2 separate regions of the Homo sapiens genome follow, and region 2 is linked to region 1. Evidence: read pairs that join two places in POLR2A ChIA-PET (ENCODE). Cell type or tissue: OCI-LY7. All regions are shown on one strand. Links, peaks and the distances in the headings refer to the core of each region. The heading gives the core; the rest is flanking DNA.

The links. ChIA-PET counts read pairs that join two places held together with the same protein. Peaks named below come from ENCODE experiments on the same cell type or tissue, not always from the same donor. Only the 100,000 strongest peaks of a DNase experiment are listed, where the experiment ranks them.
Region 2: POLR2A ChIA-PET joins it to region 1 with 5 read pairs; 6 of 35 experiments call an interaction of 5 or more read pairs at or near these places.

The regions. Positions count from the first base shown.
Region 1 is chr20:53,887,190-53,895,276 of GRCh38, reverse strand. No RefSeq gene overlaps it. Among named protein-coding and RNA genes, the nearest start is that of BCAS1-AS1, 24 kb to the left of the region's middle. In OCI-LY7, for the core only: no CTCF peak of the experiment used is centred there; no DNase peak of the experiment used is centred there; H3K4me3 peaks cover 16 bases; H3K27ac peaks cover 1,746 bases.
Region 2 is chr20:53,778,217-53,786,303 of GRCh38, reverse strand. No RefSeq gene overlaps it. Among named protein-coding and RNA genes, the nearest start is that of BCAS1-AS1, 130 kb to the left of the region's middle. RefSeq lists a silencer at 6,308-6,508. In OCI-LY7, for the core only: no CTCF peak of the experiment used is centred there; no DNase peak of the experiment used is centred there.

The DNA of each region.
Region 1 (8,087 bases), core at 2,385-6,384:
CCAGGAGTCTCTGGCCCACGGCAAGCACCAGTAAGTAGCCTCTCCTCTTTATCCCCAGTGCATCTTCTTCATCGTTAGTTAATTCGGCTGCTCTCAGCCCCCATGAAGTGGCTAGCACAGAGAGGCAGGACTGCAGGATGTCAAGGCTTCATGTTCAGATGGTCTTGGGTTCGCACTCCTTGCAGTGACAAGCTGTGTGACAGAACAAAACTACCTCTTTGTGCCTCGGTGGCCTCATAGATACCACCTCAATAATACCACATCATTATGGAAACTTTATGAAGGCTATATTAACGAATGGGTGCAAAATGCTCAGCTCAGTCATTTCTCAATAATAATGACTCTTTTTATAAACATCCTCACTCTTTTTTTTTTTTTTTTTTTTGAGACAGGGTCTTGCTCTGTTGCCGAGGCTGGAGTGCAGTGGTGTGGTCACAGCTCACTGCAGTCTCAACTTCCTGGGCTCAAGTGATCTTCCTGCCTCAGCCTCCTCAATAGCTAAGACTACAGGCACACACCACCATGCCTGGCTAAATTTTTTGTAGAGATGGAGATCTTGATTTGTTGCCCAGGCTGATCTCAAACTCCTGGCCTCAAGAGATTCTCCCGCCTTGGCTTCCCAAAGTGCTGAGATTACAGGTGTGAGACACTGTGCACAGTGAAACAGCCCCATTCTAATGATGAGAAACTGAGAAGCAAAAAGGTTAAGGATTAAGAACCTAAAGATGCAGAAATCCAGCCAGCGTGTTGGCTCACGCCTTGTAGTCCCAGCTACTAGGGAGATTGAGGCAGGAAGATAGCTTGAGTGCAGGACATTCAGGCAGCAGTGCGCCATGATGGCACCATTGCACTCCAGCCTGGGTGACAGAGCCAGACCCCATTTCTAAAACAAAAAAAAAATCAAATAACTAAAGATACAGAATTTTCAGCTTTTTCTGCAAGAGTGGTGCACCCTGAAGTATGTTATACCAAACACTGGTGGGATACAGAAGGGTATTCAGAGAGCTATCGGCAACATTATGTATTACTTTTTTTTCTTTTTTTTTTTTTTGTGGTGGAGTCTCGCTCTGTTGCCCAGGCTGGAGTGCAGTGATGCGATCTTGGCTCACTGCAACCTCTGCCTCGTGGGTTCAAGCAATTCTTCTGCTTCAGCCTCCCGAGTAGCTGGGATTACAGACGCACGCCACCACGCCCGGCTAATTTTGGTATTTTTAGTAGAGACGAGGTTTCACCATGTTGGCCAGGCTGATCTCAAACTCCTGACTTCAGGTGATCCGCTCGCCTCGGCCTCCCAAAGTGCTGGGGTTACGGGCATGAGCCACTGCACCTGGCTGTATTACTTTTAATAGTTGTGTATTTTCATGAACACATATATACTTAAGGGTGGAGGGTGGGGTGGGGAGAGGATGGAAAAACTACCTATTCGTACTATACTTATTACCTGGGTGGCAAAATAATCTGTACACCAAAACCCCATGACACACAATTTACCTATATAACAAACCCGCACGTGTACCCCTGAACCTAAAAAAAAAGTTTAAAAAAAGCATTCTTTAAAAAAAAAAACGGTATGTATTTTTTTCACAGTTTCTATCTGTGGCAAGAAAATCAGCCTCCCATTTACCATAGTGACATAAAGTTTCCTTTTTATGTCAGTGTAGTCAATATCCAAATAATGAAAGAAAAATCTTAAGTCAACACTAAACAAGGCAGCAAGAGATATGGCAAAAATCATGAAGTTCATATGTGAGCAGCGGCATGAGAGACACTGTGGTAGACCACATCTGGTGATTCAAATCGCCCAGCAAGATGGTCAAGGGGCCCCTTCAAGGGTTGCAGACAGTGACAGTCTTGTGATTCACTCCCACGTTCTTCATAAGTGAATCTTTCCTTTCTCTGGGTACACATTGACCTATTCCTTCATGAATTTCTTAACCACAAATTAGAACCATGTTATGACCGTCTTGGTCTCCAATTTTTCATCTTTCCTAACTTCCCCCTTGATGTCATTAACTGGTGTGTGTGTGTGTGTGTGTGTGTGTGTGTGTGTGTGTGTAAAAGACAGAGAAAGAAAGGCTGAGGGAGAGAGGGAGAGATGCTTGTGAACAAAGACCATACATGCCTCTCTTGTTCACACCACCTGCTTCAATAATGGACATGTGGGAGTGGCTTAATAGTGATCGTTTACCGTGTGCTATGCATGCATGATTGTTTCTAATCCACCCAGCACTTGGCAAGGCAGATAGTATCACACTACGATTTTTACAAATGAGGAGGAACTTGAGGCTTACAGGGGTGAGGTGGACCCAAGTGGAAGCAGCTAATGTGACAATATTAGAAGTTGAACCTGGGTAGCCTAAACTTAGAGCCTAGATCTAAACCCTTACCCCATTGTCACCCACTTTAAAAGATGCCAGGGAGAGGAGGGGAGGGGAGGGGAAGGGAGAGGGGAGGGGAAGGGAGGGGGAGGAGAAGGGAGGGGAAGGGAGGGGGAGGAGAAGGGAGGGGAAGGGAGGGGAGGGGAGGGGAGGGGAGGGGAGGGAAAGAGAAGGGGAAAGGGAAAGGGGAGATAGAGGCAACAATATTATTTTTATTTTTTATTTTTTTGAGACAGAGTCTTGCCCTGTCACCCAGGCTGGAGTGCAGTGGCACAATCACAGCTCACTGCAACCTCTGCCTCCTGGGTTCAAGTGATTCTCCTGCCTCAGCCTCCCAAGTAGCTGGGATTACAGGTACCCACCACCATACCCAGCTAATTTTTGTATTTTTAGTAGAGATGAGATTTCACCATGTTGGCCAGGCTGGTCTTGAACTACTGACCTTAGGTGATCTGCCCACCTCAGCCTGCCAAAGTGCTGGGATTACAGGCATGAGCCACTGCGCCAGGCCAATAATATTGTTTTTAAGCTACCTAACTAAACTTCCATGTCTTGGGTTCTCTTTTGCACTAAGCATTGGACAGACATCATCTCTATTCCTCATCTAAAATCTCTGCTCAGAGGAAGCTTGACTTGGAGACAGGGTAGAGGTTTGCTATTTAGTCATTTGCTGTCAGGACGGAAGTCGTTAAAGTCAGGCAAGCTATAGTTCCAATCTTGAATCTGCCATCTAAAAGCCGAGTAACCTTGGGCTCATTATTTATACTGCCCAGGCCTCGGTTTCCCCATCTATAATAGGGATGATGATGCCTACTCCATCAGGTCCTACAGGGATCAGATGATATCATGTGTCTCCTGTGCCTGCTTCATAGCATGTTCTTGGTGTATGGTTGCTGTAATTATTGCTGTTGCTGTTACCATTATCCACACACCTTATAAGTCTTGGAACCAAACTATCAACCTAGGGCCATTTTAAGAGAGTAAGGAGCTTATGAGTTAAAGTTGGACTTGAACATCAGGGAGTGCAATCAGCAGAACAATGGCTCTCTAAAAATATCCACATCCTAATTCCCAAAACCTATGACTGTGTTCCCTTGCATGGCAAGAGGGAATTAAGATTGTAAACAGAATTAGCTTGACTCATCAGCTAACCTTAAAATAAGGAGTTCAGCTTGGATTATCCAAGTGGCCCAGTGTAATCTCATAGGTCCTTAAAAGTGGAAGAAGAAGACAGTCAAGTAGTCAGAAAGAAATGTGACTCTAGAAGAAAGGCACAGAGAGAGCCAACGCTGCTGGCTTTCAGTGGAGAAGAGGCCATGAGCCAAGGAATGTGGGCAGCCTCTAAGGCTGGAAAAGGCAAGGAAACAGATTCTCCTCTTGTACATCCAGAAGGAACTGGCAAAACCTTGATTTTAGCTGCATGAGACTTGTGTTGGACTTCTGACCTCTGGAACTGTAAGCTAATGCATTTGTGTTGTTTTAAGCCACTTAGTGCTTAAGGACATTTGTTATCCTTAAGCCATAGGAAACTGATACAATGAGAGAAGACTGAGAAGCTGGCTTCAGATCCATAAGGAAGTCAGAGGTCTTGACAACTTGCCTCATGCAGGCAGCTTTGTCTCACTGATCATCTAAAAATAAAAGTAGAGACAATCACTGCTTCTGCTTCTCCCCCTCCCCTGCAGTGTTGGGAGCCTGGGTGCTCACTCAGCAGATCCAGGCAAGGCTGCTGGAAGGATGTTCTCCCTGGCCAGGGACAAACAAGTGATTGCATTCAGATGGGCCCCAGCCACCAGCAGGGCCCAGCAGGTAGAAGATGTTCTAGGCTGGGCAGAGGGTGCTGTCGTTTTTTCGCAAGGCCAGGAAATGGCCTTCTAGACTGGCAATTGAAGGGCTCATGGAGTGATGGCTATTTTTTCCTTCACAAGAGAAGTCTGGTTAAAACAGGAAACGCCATTCGCAGTGGACAGACATCAGGGCACCATGCTTTCTCCGTTTCCTTCACAATCCAACTGGGCTCACCAAGGCCAGAATGGGGGCTGACACTTGGACACTGTCCATCTATGAAGGAATATTTTGTCACCTTTCAAGGGCAGCTGTTCCTCTCCCATTATCTAAAAGGAAGCATAATGTACATACAATAAAAGCACAGATCTTAAGTGTTCAGTTCTGAGTTTTGAGAATGATATACCCCCCTGTAATTAACATCCACCCAAAACAAGTAAGGGAATGTGTCCTTTAGCCCAGAAAGCACCATGGGCTGTTTGTTAAGCAATGCCAAGCCCCATGCCCCACCCCCCAGAGGCAATGACTAACCTGCTTTTGGTTGCTATAGATTAATCTTTCCTGTAATTTCATAGAAATGGAATAATTCAGACTGTGCTCCTTCATGTCTGTCTTCTTCCACTCTACGTGATTTTGAGATTCATTCATGTTGTTGCATGGACTGTCTGTTCCATTTTCTTACTGAATAATCATATTTCACTGTATAGATAGACCTCATTTTTAAAAAATCTATTTTGCAGCTGGATGCGGTGGCTCATGCCTATAATCCCAGCATTTTGGGAGGCCGAGGCGGGTGAATCACCTGAGGTCAGGAGTTTGAGACCAGCTTGGCCAACATGGCAAAGCCCTGTCTCTACTAAAAATACAAAAATTAGTCAGTCGGGGTGGCAGGCGCCTGTAGTCCCAGCTACTCAGGAGGCTGAGGCAGGAGAATTGCTTGAACCTGTGAGGCAGAGGTTGCAGTAAGCCAAGAGCATGCCACCGCACTCCAGCTTGGGCAAGAGAGCAAGACTCTGTCTCGAAAAAATAAAATAAAATAATTTTTAAAAAATCTATTTTGCTATTAATGCCATTTGGGTTGTTTCCGGTTTGTGGCTATTATGAATAAAGCTGCTACGCATATTCATGAATAAGTCTTTGTGTAGACACAGGTTTTCATTTCTCTTGGGTAATACGTAAGAGTAGAGTCTATAAGAAACTGCCAGACAGTTGTACACCCTTTAGCAATGAACCAGCCTTCTGGTTACTCTTCATCTTCACCAACATTTGTTTCCTTTTTTGTTTTTGTTTTTTCGCTCTTCTAATATGCATGAAATTGTATCTCATTGTGGTTTTAAATTGCACTTCGATGTCTTTTGCTCATTTTTAAAAGTTGTGTTTATCTTTGTATTATTATTTGTAGTTCTTTATATACTTTGGATACAAGTTATCACATATGCAAAATTTTCCCCCAATCTGTGGCTTGTCTACTTATTCTCCTAATACAGTTGACCCTTGAACAACACAGGTTTGAACTGTGTGGTTCCACTTATACGTAGATTTTTTTTAACCAACTGCAAATCGAAAATACAGTATTTTCAGGTTGCAAAACAGAGGGCTGACTTTTCATATACTCAGATTCCACAGAACCGACTGGGGAACTTGAGTATACATGGATTTTGGTACATGTGGCAGGTTCCAGATTGGTCTGTAGTATCTTTGGATGAACAAAGCTTAAAAATTTAATGTTGACCAATTTATTTATTTTATTTGATGGTTAGTGCTTTTTGTGTCCTAAGAAATCATTGCCTAACCCAAGCCTACGACAATATTATTCTATGTTTTCTTCTAGAATACTCTAAGTTTATATTTAGTTCTCTGATCTAACTCAAATTTATTTTTGTGTCTGGAGTTAGTATGAGAGAATGAACCAATACGATGACTATTTGTTAATTTCCTACCAATGGCCAGGCACCCTGGAGACGGCAGGATCACTGTCCCTGAGTTCAGGGTCCAGTGCAGGGTTCAGCAAACCTTTTCTCTAAAGGGCCACATGGTGAATATTTTAGGCTCTACAGGCCATACAGCCCCTGTTGCCACTACTCTATTCTGCCTTCTAAGGCAAAAGCAGCCATGGGCAGTACCTAAATATGTAAGCATGGCTGTGTTCCAATAAGAGTATTCATAAACAATGAAATTTGAATTTTATATAGTTTTTATATTTCACAAAATATTCTTTTTCTTTTTTTTTTTTTTAACCAGTTAAAAATATAAAAACCATCTTTAGGTTGTGGACTATACAAAAACAAGCAGCCACCAGGTTTCACCTGCAGCCCCAGGCCACAGTTTGCCAACTCCTGGGCTGCTCAGCAAGGCAAACGTTCAACAAACACGAGGCCACGCTGTGATACCAGCATGGAAGCAAAGAGTTGCGTTCTGTGGGTGAGAGGATGACAGGTAGTGGGTAATCTGCTTTGGATGAGATCAAAAGGAATTATAACTAAACCACAATGAGATACCAAAAATAATGAGTGTTGGTGAGGATGTAGAGAAATTGGAACCTTTGTCTATTGCTGGAGCAAATGTAAAATGATGCAGCCACTGAGGAAAACAAAAAAATTAAAGAGAATACCACATGACCCAGCAATTCCACTTGTAGGTATAAACCCAAATAATTAAAGGTATCAAACAGATACTTTTTTTTTTTTCTTTGAGACAGAGTCTCGCTCTGTTACCCAGGCTGGAGTGCAGTGGTGGGATCTCAGCTCACTGCAACCTCCGCCTCCCTGGTTCAAGCGATTCTCCTGCCTCAACCTCCCGAGTAGCTGGGATTACAGGTGCCCGCCATTATACCTGGCTAATTTTTGTATTTTTAGTAGACACAGGGCTTCACCATGTTGGTCAGGCTGGTCTGGAGCTCCCGACCTCAGGTAATCCGCCCACTTCAGCCCCACAAAGTGCTGGGTTTACAGGCGTGAGCCACAGCGCCCAACCAAACAGATACTTTTTTACAGCAATGCTCATAGCACATATTTGCAATAGCCAAAGGGTAGAAACAGCCACATTCCATCAACAGATAAATGCATAAACAGGTACGTGCATACAATGGAATATTACTCAGCCATAAGAAGCGTGGAATTCTGATCCATGCTATGACATAGATGAAACCTGAAAACATTATGCCAAGTGAAATAAACCAAACCCAAGAGAAAAATATTCTATGATTCCATTTTTATGAGGTACATAGAACAGACAAATTTACAGAGACAGAAAGTACAATAGAGGCTCGGGGACTGCTGGGGAGAATGGGGGGTTGTTATTTAAGGAGTACAGAGTTTCTGTTTGGGATGATGAAAAAGTGTTGGCAATGGATGGTGGTGTTGGTCATCCAACATTGGAAATGCATTGAATCCCATTGAGTTGTGCACTTTTTTTTTTTTTTTTTTTTTGAGACGGAGTCTCGCTTTGTCGCCAAGGCTGGAGTGCAGTGGCGCGATCTCGGCTCAGTGCAAGCTCCGCTTCCCGGGTTCACGCCATTCTCCTGCCTCAGCCTCCCTAGTAGCTGGGACTACAGGCGCCGCCACTGTGCCCGGCTAATTTTTTTGTATTTTTAGTAGAGACGGGGTTTCACCGTGGTCTCGATCTCCTGACCTTGTGATCTGCCCGCCTCGGCCTCCCAAAGTGCTGGGATTATAGGCGTGAGCCACCGCGCCCCGCCGAGTTGTGCACTTATTAATGGCTACAATGGTAAATTTTATGTTATGTATATTCTACCACAATAAAAATGTATTTAAAATTAAAATAAAAAAGGAATTAAAACTAAAGACCTCGCTATTGTCAACAACAAGAGTCAAACTCTGTGAAATTTTTTAAGAGATTTATTCTGAGCCAAATGTGAGTGACCATGACCCATGACAGCACCCTTGAGAGACCACGAGAACATAT
Region 2 (8,087 bases), core at 1,565-5,564, 110 kb after region 1:
CAATGTACTTGATCAAACAAATCACAAGGAAGATGACAAATACAAGTTGCTGGACAAACCTGTTTTCTAAAAGAACAGATGCTGAAGCAATGATCCTAGGTGCCAAGAAAGGAATTCACAGGACCATGCTTTGCCAACAAATAAGTTATCGGATCAGAAGTAATTGTCACTGGTTCATCGGTGTCAAAAGTCAACTCCAAATTGCAAAGCTGGAAAACATCTTTGCAACATGTATGACAGACGCCTAATAGCCTATATAAAGAGAACTTACAGATGGAAAATCCTCAAAATAAAGGCAATACCCGTAAAAAGAAATATAAAAGGCTGATCAATAGATGCCATGATGTTCAGCTTATTGGCGAAGCTGCCCCATTTCACAGCTTCGGGGGGGGTGTCTATTTGGAAACAGACACTCCAAATAGAGAACTGTGAAACTGGCAGCCTGCCTGACCATATTCAGTGCCCCTGCTTAGTAAACAACAACAATAAGTAAAACAATGAGAATATTGTAATACAGTTGTCCCTCCATATCCCTGGGGGATTGGTTCCAGGACCTCCCACGGATACCAAAATCCACAGATGCTCAAGTTCCTGACAGAAAAAGGTGTATTTGGCAGGCCAAGGTAGGCGGATCACTTCAGCTCAGGAGTTCCAGCATAGTCTAGACAACATGGCGAAACCTCATCTCTACAAAAAGTACAAATATTAGCTCAGCATGATGGCGTCCCCCTGTAGTCCCTGCTACTTGGGAGGCTGAGGTGGGAAGATGGCTTAAGCCCAGTAGGTGGAGATTGCAGTGAGTCAAGATCTTGCCACTGCACTCCAGCCTGGGCAACAGAAACACACCCTGTCTCAAAAAACAAAAGAAAAAGGTATATTTGCATACAGCTTATGTACATCCTCCTGTACACATTAAGTTACCTGTAGATTACTTATAACACCTAAGCCTATATAAATAGTTGTTGTACAGTATTATTCAGGAAACGACAAGAAAGAAAGTCAGTACATGTTCACTGCAGATGCATTTTTTTTTTTTTTAAACAGAGTTTCACGCTTGTTGCCCAGGCTGGAATGCAATAGCGCAATCTCTGCTCAACACAACCTTCGCCTCCCGGGTTCAAGTGATTCTCCTGCCTCAGCCTCCTGAGTAGCTGGGATTACAGGCATGTGCCACCAAGCCCGGCTAATTTTTTTGTATTTTTAGTAGAGGCGGGGTTTCTCCATGTTGGTCAGGCTGGTCTCGAACTCCTGACCTCAGGTGATCCGCCCACCTCAGCCTCCCAAAGTGCTGGGATTAAAGGCGTGAGCCACTGCGCCCGGCAATCATCTTTTTTTTTTTTTTTTCAAATATTTTCAGTTGAGTTGAGTTAATCCATGGATACAGAATCCGCACGTACGTAGGGCCAACCGTCCTGAGAGGAATTTTTTTTTTTTTTTTTTTTTTGAGACAGGGTCTCATTCTCTCACCCAAGCTACAGTGCAGTAGCATCATCATGGCGCACTGCAGCCTCAACTTCCCAGTCTCCCGCAATCCTCCCATCTCAGTCTCCCAAGTAGCTGGGACCACAGGCATGCACCACCATGCCAAGCTAATTTTTGTATTTTGGGTAGAGACAGAGTTTTGCCATGTTGCCCAAGCTGGTCTCAAACTCCTGAGCTCAAGCAATCCTCCCACCTTGTCCTCCCAAAGTGCTGGACTTATAGGCATGAGCCACTGCACCTGGCCTACCTGGGGGGATTTTTAAAAGCATCTTTATTGACATGTAATTAACATACAATAACTACACATATTGAAAAGGTACAATTTGTTTTGTTCTGTTCTATGTATATGACCATGAAATCATCACCACAAATCAATATAGTAACCATATCCATTAGTCCAAAAGATTTCTTTGTAATTACTTTATTTTGTTCCTCCCGCCGATTACCAGGCAACCACTGGTCTGCTTTACTATAGATTAGTGTCATTATAGGTTAGTGTCACTAAATGGAGATTAGTGTATACTTCTTAGTGTTTATACAAATGGAATCAAATGGCATGTACTCTTTGTTGTCTGGCATCTTTCACTCAGCATAATAATTTTGAGAATCACTAATGTCATTGCATGTATCAATAGTTCATTTACTTTTATTGCTGAGTGCTATTCCATTGTATGGATGTACCACAATTTGTTTATCTATTAAGTTGTTGACGGACATATGGTTTATTTTCAGTTTGAAGTTATTACAATTAAAACCACTATAAACATTTGTGTACAACTCTTTGTATGGACATCTATTTCCTTTTCTCTTGGATAAATACCAAGGCATGAAATGGCTAGATCATAGGGTAGATGGACATTGAACTTTTAAAGAAACTGTCAAACTATTTTCCAGAATGGTTGCAACATCTTTCTTTCCTACCAGTGGTATATGAGAGTTCCAGTCCCTCCACATTCTTTTTCTTTCTTTCTTTTCTTTTCTGAGATGAAGTTTCATTCTTGTTGCCCAGGCTGGAGTGCAACGGCACCATCTCAGCTCACCACAACCTACGCCTCCCAGGTTCAAGTGATTCTCCTGCCTCAGCCTCCTGAGTAGCTGGGATTACAGGCATGCGCCACCATGCCCAGCTAATTTTGTATTTTTAGTAGAGACAGGGTTTCTCCATGTTGGTCAGGTTGGTCTCAAACTCCCGACCCCAGGTGATCCACCCACCTCGGCCTCCCAAAGTGCTGGGATTACAGGCATGAGCCCCCATGGCAGCTTTTTTTTTTGAGATAGAGTCTCAGTCTGTCACCCAGGCTAGAGTACAGTGGTGCAATCACGGCTCACTGCAACCTCCTCCACCTCCCAGTTTCAAGCGATTCTCCAGCCTCAGCCTCTCGAGTAGCTGGGATTACAGGAGCACACAACCATGCCAAGCTAATTTTTAAATTTTTAGTAGAGATGGGGTTTCACCATGTCAGCCAGGCTGGTCTTGAACTCCCAACAAATGATCCACCCACCTTGGCCTCCCAAAGTGCTAGTATTACAGGTGTGATCCATTGTGCCTGGCCAAGTCCCTCTACATTCTTGCCTACTCTTGGTATGGTTAGCATTTTAATTTTACCAGAAAATATCATGAATAATAAGGTAATATATAATATTTTGAACTATAAGATTTGCAAAAGAATTTCCATTGTTAATAACCAGTGTTGGTAACATATAGAAGAAAGCACTCTTATATACTGATGTTAGAAATGTAAATTAGCACAATTTTCTGAGAGCCAGCTTGGCAGTGTATATCAAATGGCTTGAAGTCTTTTTTGTTTTATTGGGCAATTCCACTTCTGGGAATTTATCCTAAAAAAAATAAGAATGCGTGCAAATATATATAGACAATGCTATTCACCTCATTGATGTAATAGTATAAACATGAAATCATGGAGACATAATCAATAGAGATGTATGGGATTGATACACCCATCCCTGGAATAGTGTGCAGTGGTTAAAAAATTATCTTGCAGAAAAGTATTTGTCGGAAATTTTTCATCACAACAAAAGTTGAGATAAATTTCGCAAACACTGTGTGTGATGTGACATCTGTGAGGCTGCTGTGCCTACAGGTAAACATGGGCACTGGGATGGCCTGGGTTCAAATCCCAGCTCTGACACATGATGTAGAAGCCCTACGACACAACCTTTCCCACTGTAAAGTGGTCATAATAGCATTCCTTTCTTTCAGAAGCCAAGATAAATGAGAAAAAGCACAGTGGGCTTGGCACAACCTCAGAGAGATCTTGGCTTTGTTTGTTTTTTTTGTTTTGTTTTGGGGTTTTTTTTCGGGGCGGGGGTTGTTTGTTTTTTGTTTTGAGACAGGGTCTCACTCTGTCTCCCACACTAGAGTGCAATGGCATGATCTCAGCTTGCTACAACCTCTGCCTCCCAGCCTCAAGCAATTCTTCTGCCTCAGCCTCCCAAATAGCTGGGACTACAGGTGCGCACCACCGTGCCTGGCTAATTTTTGTATTTTTGGTAGTGACAGGGTTTTACCATGTTGGCCAGGCTGGTCTTGAACTCCTGGCCTCAAGCGATTCTCCCACCTCGGCCTCCCAAAGTGCTGGGATTACAGGCGTGAGCCACCGTGCCTGGCCTAGTTTGTTTGTTTGTTTGTTTGTTTGTTTGAGACGGAGTTTCGCTCTTGTTGACCAGGCTGGAGTGCAATGGCACGATCTCGGCTCCCTGCAACCTGCACTTCCCAGGTTCAAGCAATTCTCCTTCCTCAGCCTCCTGAGTAGGTGGGATTACAAGCACCTGCCACCACCATGCCTCGCTAATTTTTTTTGTATTTTTAGTAGAGTCGGGGTTTCACCATGTTGGCCAGGCTGGTCTTGAACTCCTGACTTCAGGTGATCTGCCCGCCTCGGTCTCCCAAAGTGCTGGGATTACAGGTGTGAGCCACCGTACCCAGCCTTGTTTGTTTTTAAATAATGATTTTACATATACTGTTCTAAATGCTGGCCTTATTTTCACTATTAATCTTGATCTATATTTGTATTCTCTGAAAATAAAGATCACTATTAACAGTGGTTGTTTTGCAGATACAGGGTTTTTGGTAATTTTTTTTCTTTTCATTTATCAGTGTTTGCTAAACATTCTCTCTAAACTCACACTAGTTTTGTTATTAATAACTGTATATCAACCAGAGGTAGAATTTATTTGCATATTTTTCCTCTGGGATATTTTTCCTTTCTTATGTTTTTCCATTAAATACAGATTAAAATGTTTAAAGTTAAAAAATCTTAAAGGTAAATACAGAATTAGAACATAATTCAGCAATCCCACTCCTAGATATATATATCTAAAAGAATTGAAAACTGGGACTCAGATATTTGTACATCAGTATTTATATCCACATCATTCCCAATAGTCAAAAGGTAGAAACAACCCAAATATCCATCATTAGATTAATGAATTAACAAAAACGCAGTACATATATATAATGAAACATTATTCAACATTAAAATGCTACAACATGACCAGCATGGTGGCTCACGCCTGTTATCCCAACACTTTGGGAGGCCGAGGGAGGCGGATCACTTGAGGTCAGAAGTTCGAGACCAGCCTGGCCAATCTGGTGAAACCCCATCTCTACTAAAAATACAAAAATTAGCCGGGCATGGTGGCATGCACCTGTAATCCCAGCTCCTCAGGAGGCTGAGGAAGGAGAATCACTGGAAGCTGGGAGGCAGATGTTGCAGATTGTGCCGCTGCACTCCAGCCTGGGTGACAGAGTGAGACTCAGTCTCAAAAGATAAATAAAATAAAATGCTACAACATGGATGAACCTTGAGGACATTATGCCAACTGAAATAATATTTAAATTTTTTGCCAATATTTCAAAATAAAAAGCTGTGATATAAAAACCTAGTTTCCAGGCTTTTCTTGAAAAATTAAGGCTGGGTGCGGTGGCTCATGCCTATAATCCCGGCACTTTGGGAGGCCGAGGCAGGAGGATTGCTTGAGTCCAGGAGTTCAAGACCAGCCTGGGCAACATAGTAGGACCTAGCCTGTACAAAAAATAAACAAAATTAGCTGGGCGTGGTGGTGCGTCTGTAGCCCCAGCTACTTGAGAGGCTGAGGTGGGAGGATCGCTTGAGTCCAAGAGGTTGAGGTTGCAGTGAGCTGAGATCACACCACTGCACTCCAGCCTGGGCAACAGAGCGAGACTCTGTCTCAAAAAAAAAAAAGAATGAAAGAAAGAAAAAGGCCGGGCGTGGTGGCTCATGCCTGTAATCCCAGCACTCTGGGAGACCGAGGTGGGCAGATCACCTGAGGTCGGTAGTTCAAGACCAGCCGATCAACATGGTGAAACCCCATCTCTAATACAAATACAAAAAAATTAGCCGGGCGTGGTGGTGCATGCCTGTAATCTCAGCTACTCAGGAGGCTGAGGCAGGAGAATCGCTTGAACCCGGGAGGCGGAGGTTGCAGTGAGCCAAGATCGCGCCATTGTACTGCAGCCTGGGCAACACGAGCAAAACTGTCTCAAGAGAAAAAAGAAAGAAAGAAAAAGAAAATTAGAAGATTGGACACACCCTGGGCCTCCATGAAAACTAAAAGCTACAGGAAATATCCTTTATGTTATGTTACCTAATTCATAGCCTTTGTCACACTGTGGTACAAACTATGTGTTAGCCTGTCTCTGTACCTCTAGTCTAATGAGGATATTTTGAGGGTATCCCCTCATTCCTCTCATCCCAGTTCCTGACACAAAGGATAAATGTTTGTTGAAAAACGAATGGTTGGAAATTACAGTTGGTTTCAAATACATAATTAGTTGAAGCTAAGTCAACTTAAAGACAGAAGGCTCTATTTTGTTAATAAAGGTGTCAGCAAGGCATAGCACTACATAGTTGGTAAGAACATAAATCAGTCATCTTTGGAGGACTTCTGTGAGGTCTGTCAACATTTTAAAGCTGCATACTCTTTGACCTGATTATTCTGTTTAGAGGAATTATCAGACAGATACAATAGCATATGGGCATTTGCACACAAAGCTATGAACAAGAATAATTATAGCAATATTATTTGTAGAAGCTGGCAGCAATCTGAATGTCTATCAATAGGGGACTGAGTAAATAAGTGATCTATCTGTACAGGAGAATACAGTATTCTGCAGCTCGAAAGAGTCTATCTGTGCAGATACACAACTATCTCCATGGTTAGGTAAAAAAGACGAGATGTAGAAATATGTGCAGTGTAGCCCCCATTTGTGTATGAAAGGGTGTGTGTGCCTCTGTGTGTGCATGCGCACTTATATTTGCTAATATATGTGTAAAGCAAGGTTTCTCAACCTTAGCACTGCTGACATTTTGCACCAGATAATTTTTTGCTACGGGCAGCTGTCCTGTGCAAGATTTCCTGTAACTGCTTGTCTGTGGAGATGAAAACTAAGAGATCACAACCAAAAAGACAGAGGGAAACCATTTTCACCTGTCGAAATTTTAACTTTTTTTTTTTTTTTTGAGACAGAGTTTTGCTCTTGTCCCCCAGGCAGGAGTGTAATGGCACGATCTTGGCTCACTGCAACCTCCGCCTCCTGGGTTCAAGCTATTCTCCTGCCTCAGCGTCCCAAGTAGCTGGGATTACAGGCATGCGCCACCACGCCCGGCTAATTTTTTTGTATTTTTAGTAGAGACGGGGTTCCTCCATGTTGGTCAGGCTGGTCTCGAACTCCCGACCTCAGATGATCACCTGCCTCGGCTTCCCAAAGTGCTGGGATTACAGGCATAAGCCACGGTGTCTGGCCTGAAATTTTAACTTTTAGAACATGAATATTATAAAACAGTTTCATTTACATTTTACTGTGGTGTTCAGATACCTCCAGGACCACTTAAGAAAATACGAAAAACTCTACATGTTGGCAAGGAATTCCCTTCTCTCTTTTTGGTCTATTTATTAAAATAACTACATAAACCATAGATTACATGATCTCATCCAATTTGCCCCTTTGCCAGGTGGGAAAACTGATTCCAGAAAAGGAAAAAGTCCCGGCTGGGCGTGGTGGCTCATTCCTGTAATCCCAGCACTTTGGGAGGCCAAGGTGGGCATATCACTTGAGGCCAGGAGTTTGAGAACAGCCTGGCCAACATGGCGAAACCCCGTCTCTGCTAAAAATAAAAAACCTAGCAGGGCATGGTGTTGAGTGCCTGTAATCCCAGCCACTAGGGAGGCTGAGGCAGGAGGATTGCTTGAACCCGGGAGGTGGAGGTTACAGTGAGCCGAGATCACGCCACTACACTCCAGCTTTGGTGACAGTAAGTCTCCATCTCAAAAAAAAAAAAAAGTCCTAAGGCCATCGATGATGGGTGATCAAACCACAGCTAGCACCCGGATCCCCCAAGCCCCAGGCTTGCTGGGACTTGCACATCTAGGTCTCCACTATAGAAAGCAGACCTTTACCATGAGCTAGCAACTCAAGAAAATGACGCCTGTCACCCCGAGGCAGAACGACAGCTGCTTCCCAGCCAGCCAATGTCTATCTTTGTTCTGGGACATTTGAAGTTGTGCAATGATGGCTTCGCTCCAGCCTAGAGACCTGGCAGGTGCCTCGTTTTATCTGGAAA